2 separate regions of the Homo sapiens genome follow, and region 1 is linked to region 2. A link is a loop called in an ENCODE intact Hi-C map of the cell type or tissue named here. Cell type or tissue: gastrocnemius medialis. All regions are shown on one strand.

The links. Hi-C counts contacts between places; a loop is a spot of excess contacts. Peaks named below come from ENCODE experiments on the same cell type or tissue, not always from the same donor. Only the 100,000 strongest peaks of a DNase experiment are listed, where the experiment ranks them.
Region 1: a loop joins it to region 2, with 11 times the contacts of the local background. A loop is called at or near these places in 22 of 110 quality-filtered maps.

Annotation. Positions count from the first base shown.
Region 1 is chrX:38,652,373-38,656,372 of GRCh38, forward strand. All of the region lies in intron 1 of TSPAN7 (tetraspanin 7), which reads left to right. Among named protein-coding and RNA genes, the nearest start is that of TSPAN7, 93 kb to the left of the region's middle. In gastrocnemius medialis, a CTCF peak has its summit at 2,073; a DNase peak (open chromatin) is centred at 29; H3K27ac peaks cover 3,748 bases.
Region 2 is chrX:38,456,200-38,460,199 of GRCh38, forward strand. No RefSeq gene overlaps it. Among named protein-coding and RNA genes, the nearest start is that of TSPAN7, 100 kb to the right of the region's middle. In gastrocnemius medialis, CTCF peaks have their summits at 2,062 and 2,261; no DNase peak of the experiment used is centred here.

The DNA.
Region 1 (4,000 bases), 200 kb after region 2:
CATGGTTGCATCCAGAGTCTCTATGGGGCTGCCCAGAAAGCTGTTTACCTTCTGTTGTAACACCTCCCAAGGCAACCCACTCCATTTTGGGCAGTGCCTATTATTAGAAAGTTCTTCCTTGTAATGAGCCAAAAATCTGTTTCCCTATAACTTTCCCTAATACTGGCTTAAATATAGATTTTTGAGGACTGGCCTAGAAACAAGCCACCAGGTATAACATGGTTTCTCAAAGAAAATACATTTTGAGTTTCAAACAAGTAATGTATAAATAATCCAGAACACAGCCCAGTTCATAAAATGGAGTATGCCCAATAAGGGGCACGGGAGGCCCGTCCCAGGAAAGGAGAAGGGAAAAGGCCAGTGCCCCCAGGGTCAGTCTGTAGAGTCCGTTTCTTCCCACTCTGCGTTTACCCATGTTTCCTGGCTATTGACAATTAGAAACTGCCCAAGAAACCTCGCTGTGGAAATTGGTTCAGGGTACTGGTTTCCTCACAGCTCACTCGTAGGAAGCCCTTAGGCAGTATAAAGAAAACCAGGCTTCTCTTTAGCGTTCACCTACCTAGACGAGAGGGTCAGTGACTGGGTAATATTGGACAGAGGAACTCAGCCCTTGGCCTTGACTGCTGTTACTTACACTGCCGCAAGAGGCAGAATATAATAATGGCCAAGAAAACTGCCTTCGAGTTGGACAGAAATTGATTGGACTCCGGGCTATACCACTTATTTGCTTTGTGACTTTGAGCACGTTGCTGAAAGTCAACAACCGAAAGCCTCAGGTTTTCATCTGCAAAACAGAGATTAAGAATAAATGTGATGAAGCGTATAAGGAGCACGGTACTGCTCAATAAATGTCGTTTATCACACACATACATGGTTAACTCTGTTTCCAGACTGTGCCCTTCGTTCATGAACAGCCAATCAAATCCCCCTCCCAGGCTGTGGGGTGAGCAGATACGATGCGGTTGCCTTATCTCGTGACTCAGCCCATCACTTTTGGTTAGAGCTACTTTGAAAGGCAATTCCACAGTTTCAGAGTGGGTTCTTCTCATATATGTTGCACCTGTGGCCTCTTGTTTCTCTTCTCAGGGCCAAAACCAGAGTACTTAAGTTTCTTAAGCTTTCGTTCTAGAATGTGCTTGGTGGAAAACCAATACTCAAGACACTACAGTTTTCCATGTGTTTGTCAAGCTTTATTGATTCTTCAGATCAGTCCTCCCATAGGTTTGTTCCTGGTGCTAATGATATTGAACATTTCTGGTTCACGTCGACATACACATGAAGATATTTATTTCCCATACTGGCTTTTAAAGTATCAAACTATAGCTTGGAGTGGAACATGCTTTCATTTCTATAGATTTACCTGCTTGAAGGAGGGGAATAATGCATAGCCTTTTATTATTTTTTTTATTATACTTTAAGTTCTAGGGTACATGTGCACAACGTGCAGGTTTGTTACATATGTATACATGTGCCATGTTGGTGTGCTGCACCCATTAACTCGTCATTTACATTAGGTATATCTCCTAATGCTAATGGATAGCCTTTTAAAATAAATGAATTATTGGCCATGCCTATAGATCTTATTTATTTTTAATTATGGCAGCCAAATTCTCAGGGTTGATTCAAGGAAAAATCAGTGCCAGGATGGACGATGCTGGCTTATGAACTCCTCTTATGGAAGAGTTAGGAGTAAAGGGTTGAGGAGAAAGAACCTTCTACAGACAGGCTAAAGAGGACATTAAAGGAAAGCAGTAGTGGAGGGTCAGGGCTTTGAGTAACTGTTCTGCCATTTAGTGGCGATGACCTTGGGCACGTTTCATAGGGTTATTAAGAAGATTGAGCCAGATAAAGCATTAAAGCACTTAGCATAGTACAGGGCACACAGATAGTAAGCACCTCAGTTGTACATTTTTTAAGAGACAGGGAAATCTTACTTAAATGCTGTTCATTATCTTGGCTCCTAACCATCAGCTACAGACCTCATAGAGTTATAGGATATTAGAGCTTCAAATTACTTTTCTATTAGTGGTGATGGATTAGAAGGAACTATTCCCATGCTTTCTCATTTAGTCCCCCTTGTGGCCAAAAGCAGACATTTATGAAGCAATGTGCTGGATTAGAAGCAATTGGCTAAAGCACAGGTTTTTATCTGAGTGCAACTGCCAGGGCCTTACAGTAGTCAGGCCCACCATTTAGCCTCCTTGATGCAGTGCTAGTGAGAATAGACTTTATGCCTCCAAAGCTCATACTTACTTACCTGCCTGCTGTCTTGTATTTGGTCAGTTAGCAAATATTTAACTAAGCCCCTCCTGTGAGCCGGCATTTGTATTGGCCCTGGGGATACACCCATGAATAGGATGAATAGGACAAAAATCCTGCCCTCACAGAACTTAACATTCATTTTGGTAGACAGACAAAGTGAGTAAGGTAAATAGTATACAAAGGTGATAGGTGCAGTGGCGAAAGATAAAGCAGGAGCCCCGTGGGGGAGTGGAATTCTGGTTTCAAATACGGTCATCAGGGAAGGGCTCATGGAGGAGCAGAGACCTGAAATGAGAGATCTTGGAATTCCAGGCAGAAGGAAGAGCAAGTGTGAAATCTCTGAGGCAAGAGCATGCCAAGAGTTTTGAGGGTGAACACAGAGGCCTGTGAGGCTGCAGCAGAGTGAACCAGTGGGGGCTGCAGGTCAAGTAGGACCTTGCAGGCCAGGATAAGAACATTGACTTTCTCTCTGAGAGATGAAATGTTGTGGGAGGATTTTGAGCAAAGTCACGTATTATTGGACTTAGGTTTCAGCAGGATCATCTCAACTGCTGTGTTGAATAGAGAATGGGGGCAAGGGTGGATGCAAGGGGAGATGGAGGCTTGGCCTAGGGTGGTAGTGGTAGAAGTGGTGAAGTGTCCTCTTTGTGCTTTTCCAAAATGTCTGATTTTTAGGGGGGCCAAAAACATATTACTATTACCTTAAAGTTATTTTTTTCATAGTACTCTGTCAATATTAGACATCTGAATTTTCCCTGTACATTGCATTTAGTAGCAGTACCATATATATATATGCAGTGTGGACATATGAGTGTTGAAAGGAAAGCTAATTAAGTCACTAATACCAGTTTTTAAGTTTTTTTTTTCCTTAAATCACCTCAGGAGAAAGTTAGGATCATTGAAAGGAGAATCCTACCTTACTATTTATATGAGAATCTTGCTCTTGAACACTGCATACATGCTTTCTTTTCCAGGTTTTTCCACATTTAATAGTAGGTCCTCTTCTAACATTATGTCTTATTGGCTCCAGTTTCACCTGAAAGGAGGCATGAGTTCTTCAGACCAACCCACCTCATCACACCCCATCAATGCATAGCCACATAAAGCGTGGGAATTCAGTGACTTTTTTGCCATCTGAGTTCTAGCTTCTTCCTGTGTATAAAGTATTTATTAGGACTATGGTTTTGGTTTCAGTATTTTGAAGATGATAATCCTATATATAAATTATGCAAAGAAGATTCTCCCTTTTGAAAATAATGGAACTCCAGGAAAGCCAAATAGGTTCAACATAATTATGAGAAAGAAGTGTGCCACTGTCAGATTGGCATTTATGGAAAAATTGTTACGATTCGTTTTTCCAGATTCATTCCCATCCAAAATTCACGAGGACACAGCCAATAAAAGGGAGCTGAATTTGAAGAAGAGCTCGTCACTAAGATTCATTCTGTATTTATTGAGCTGATTCTGTTTGATGGATATTAGGACAGAATATTTGAACAGCATGTTGTCTTGGAAAATCAGGTACGAGGTATGGCTGAGGCTTTGGTGGATATAAAGGAGGAAAGGATTTATTCCTTCCCCACATGACTCTTAAAATCTTGATGTATTAATACAATTAATACAGGGCAGAACAAATGTGTAGTCAGTACAAACATTCTGTCAACACACATTAATATGTGGCTCTTGTTTATAAGCTTATTCTGACATGATCTTTTTAAAAAGTATCTTATTAGTGTAG
Region 2 (4,000 bases):
GACTGAAACTAGGAACACAACATACATTTTCAAAGCCCAAAGTTTCTCTCCCACTCTCTTCCTATACCTTTATTCTGAAAGAGGGGGAGTGAACAGAATAGCCAAAGTACTGCCTCCTTCCCCTCGTCCCCACCCCAATTTCCTCTTCCCACTTCAACCCAAGCAGCAGGTCTTTAACCTATTTTATATATTGAGCTTCTAAGTAAAATTTCATTTGCTGAAATATTTCTCAGGTTAAGAAAACTATTGAAAACCCATTGAACCAAATCTCATAGGAAAATTAGGATTATTTGTTTTAAAACACAAACTTCAGTGATATAATAATGTCTTTCACTTACATGGCACTTTCTACTTCTTTAAAGAGCTCTCACAGACATTTCATTTAGCCAGAAGAATAAAGCTAATCAATAAATGTAATTAATTAAGACTATACATTCACAAATGTCTTAAGTCCAATTAACATTTAATTATCCTTGTTAATGGGAAATGGACTGAGTTTGTGTGTGCAAGATCCACACACAAGCTAAAAACTTAATTACAGCAAGTGGTTTCTAACTTCTGTCTCATTTAACTTTGGCTGGAGGTACTAAAAAGTACCCATAGTGGTTAAAAAATTTTTTAAGGCAATGTATATAGGTTGCATTTCCTATCTCTTCTACAAGAGAAAGGTGGTGAAGTAAAATAAGAATATTGAGAACATGCATCTTTTAAACACACAAAAAATAACTTTCCAAAAAATGACTGCTAGAATTTGATATGATGGTGACACATAGTTTTAAAAGTGACTTAAAAGTCTTCCAATGGGCAAATACTAAAACATCAACAACAGTATAGCTTACCTTTGGGCAACTATTGAGATCAAGAAGACAGGCAAGCCATGTACCTAAGCATGGCAACAACTGGTCCCAAGTTGCCTGGACAGTTATAGTTAATTTTTGTTCTGGCATAATTGTTAATAGCTCCTTCTTTAACTCTCAGAAGTGTCCTGATTTGGATGATAAATTATATGGTCATCCTGGCTATAAGGAAACAGCACTGAACCATGACTAAGATGAAAAAAATATTACTTTTTCCCATTTTTCCTTCCTCAAAATTTGAGCATCTGCTCAAACTGGCTTTTTTTGTTTTTGTTTTTTGAGACAGAGTTTCATTCTTGTTGCCCAGGCTGGAGTGCAGTGGCGCAATCTTGGCTCACTGCAAACTCCGCCTCCCGGGTTCAAGCGATTCTCCTGCCTCAGCCTACTAAGTAGCTGGGATCACAGGCGCACATCACCATGCCCAGCTAATTTTTTTATTTTTTATTTTAGGAGAGACAGGGTTTCACCATGTTGGCCAGGCTGGTCTCGAACTCCTGACCTCAGATGATCTGCCTGCCTCGGCCTCCCAATGTGCTGGGATTACAGGCGTGAGCCACTGCACCCGGCCCCAGACTGGCTTCTTTCATTATCTAAACTATAGATATAATGAGGTTTCCTCTCCTTTCTACTAATTTCAATCAGTGGTTTGAAAACGTGGGCATTAATCAGAATCACTGAGAAGCTTAAAAATACCAATGTCTGAGAAGAATCTTGGAACAGTTAAGTCAGCGTCTCTGGAGGTGGGACGTAATCATTGCTACTGATTAAAAGATTCCCAGATAATTCTAATATGCAGCCAGGGTTGAGAATCATTGATTCTGACAGTCACTAAATAATTATTTCTATTACAAAATACCTGGTATTGTGAGTGATGTATGAAGTTTAAGATCTCCTTGGGGAAAAAGAATGTCCCTGCCCACCATACTTGACCATGGCATACCTTTGGCTCCATCCTCTGGGTAGCCAAAGGGGCTGCTCATTCCTGTTATCTTCGGATCACACAAAGAGTAATAATTCTATTTTTTCTTCCAAAATCTTCATTGTCTGCAACGATAATACAGCAAAGCCAAATGAAGACCTCCTTTGGCCTGGGATAAAGGCACTTTAAGTGACAGTGATAGAGGCATTTGAAGGGACCTTCAAGTTGGCCACTCATTATCTAATGGAAGCTCTGACATTCTGAAAGCTTAGGCAATTGAAGCTAGGTGGCAGTCCTGCTTAGCAATTAAAGGAGACACCATAAAGAGAACTATAAAGATTCACACAGAAGAAAACCAAAAATGACTTGCCACTGATTTAACACCAACATAGGATCAACAGGGCAAAACTAACTTGCTGTGTTGTGCCTTTAGATACAGTCTTCCTCATTAAAGCTCAGGAATTTCCTTAAAATTATAGGCAACTCTTAAAGTCTGATGCTTCTAAATAGGCTCCATGACCTCTTTACATTCTAGTTTACCGGAAGTTAACCCTACTCCCTTATGCAAATGTCTGCAAATAGACACTGGTGAATCTTTAATCTTCTATAAAATGAAAGAATATGAGGAAGTTATGGAGAATATTGAGAAGCATCTGAAATGGTAATGCTTGTGATACACAAAACCATGACAAACTGTGATTCTTTTAAAATTTGTCTATAAAGATGTTTACCAAAATATTCACAGTGTTCACCTCCAGGTCAGATGATTTGTGGGGATTTTTATGTTCTTTCTAATACTTTTCTGTTTTATTTAACTTGTTTTACAAAAAGCGTATGCCATCTTATTTAAAAATTTTACTGTTTTTATGAGTGTCAAAATGCTGTTTAACTCACTGAAGTCCATTAGTGATTAGATAATTAGCAGATCATGACTGTTTTCTGTGATGTCTATTCTCAGCCCAAGGCTTGCTATACTTTAATTGATGATTCCTCTAATTAACATTGTTAATGGATGACGCTAGTGTGTGTGCATCCCAGACAATCAATAGATTGTGCTTATACTTGCTCTAATTTGAAAAGCTCACCAGAAGTAGATGTTTTTGTTTATTTGCTGCTGTTTTAGGGAATACCCAAGATGAAGATAGGGTCTGTTGAGTTGCATAGATTTCATACATTTTAAAGTGTTTAACAAACTATCCCTTAGATAGAATTTTAGAAATTATAAAAGAAATTGCTATATCAGAACTAAGAGCTCAGAAAGATTTAATAATTCTTCTAAACACATGTTCATTAAATTATTTGAGTTAAGCACAGTATATTAAGGAGTGAAGTTAGGAATACAACTGACAGTAACAGTTGAGTATCCCAATGGTTGAGCAACTTCTCTCAAAAATAATGTGTGATTAGATATTGAGTGAGATTTTTCTGTTTCCCTGGAATTAAAGTTAAGGCCTAAAGCTGATAATAAAAGACTAAATAGTACCCTAAATCTAAGTTTAGATAGCCATCTAGAGTTGAGGCCAGCTGCTCCACTGCAAAGAATATGAACTGGAAATTAAAAAAAAAAAACAGACCCTACCCTTCCCTTCTCTTAGTATATACTATGGGAGAACTCAGGGAGAGTCCGTGACTCTATATCTGTAAAGTAAGCCGTTGTGACCCTTCACCATTACCATCAACCTTTCTCTGATTGCCCTCGGGGTGAGGGTACTTCCCTTTGTCAAAACCAAGATGGGAGTTTCAAGAGAATCACTCATGAAGTTATAGCCTGTTAGAAAAGGAGACTGGAATTTCACTCTCTCATTGGATGTCTCCTTAGGCCAGACTACTTGCTGGACTGTCCCTGGAGGAGGGAAATGAGAATTGGGAGGACGTGGCAAGGTAGATGACTACGAAACAGAGAGGGTGCCAGGAACAAACTCCACTTAAATTCATGTTTCCTGAGAGGGCCATAAGACAGGGCCCACATTAACAAAAAGAAAGTGCAACTGGGAGCCTCGGTCCTGCAGCACCGCTGCAGTATGGGAAGCAAGAGGCTGAGTCACAGAGGAATGTGTTGTGATAGCACGAGCTGGGAGATCTAAAGAGATAATCTAGAATGTAGCCCAGAGATGGGAGATAAAATCTATTAAAGAAAAGGTTAAAAGACATGGTGGAACACAACTATTCAAAGAGATAATGGATAAGAATTTTCCCGAATTGTTGACAGGCCCAAACCTCATTA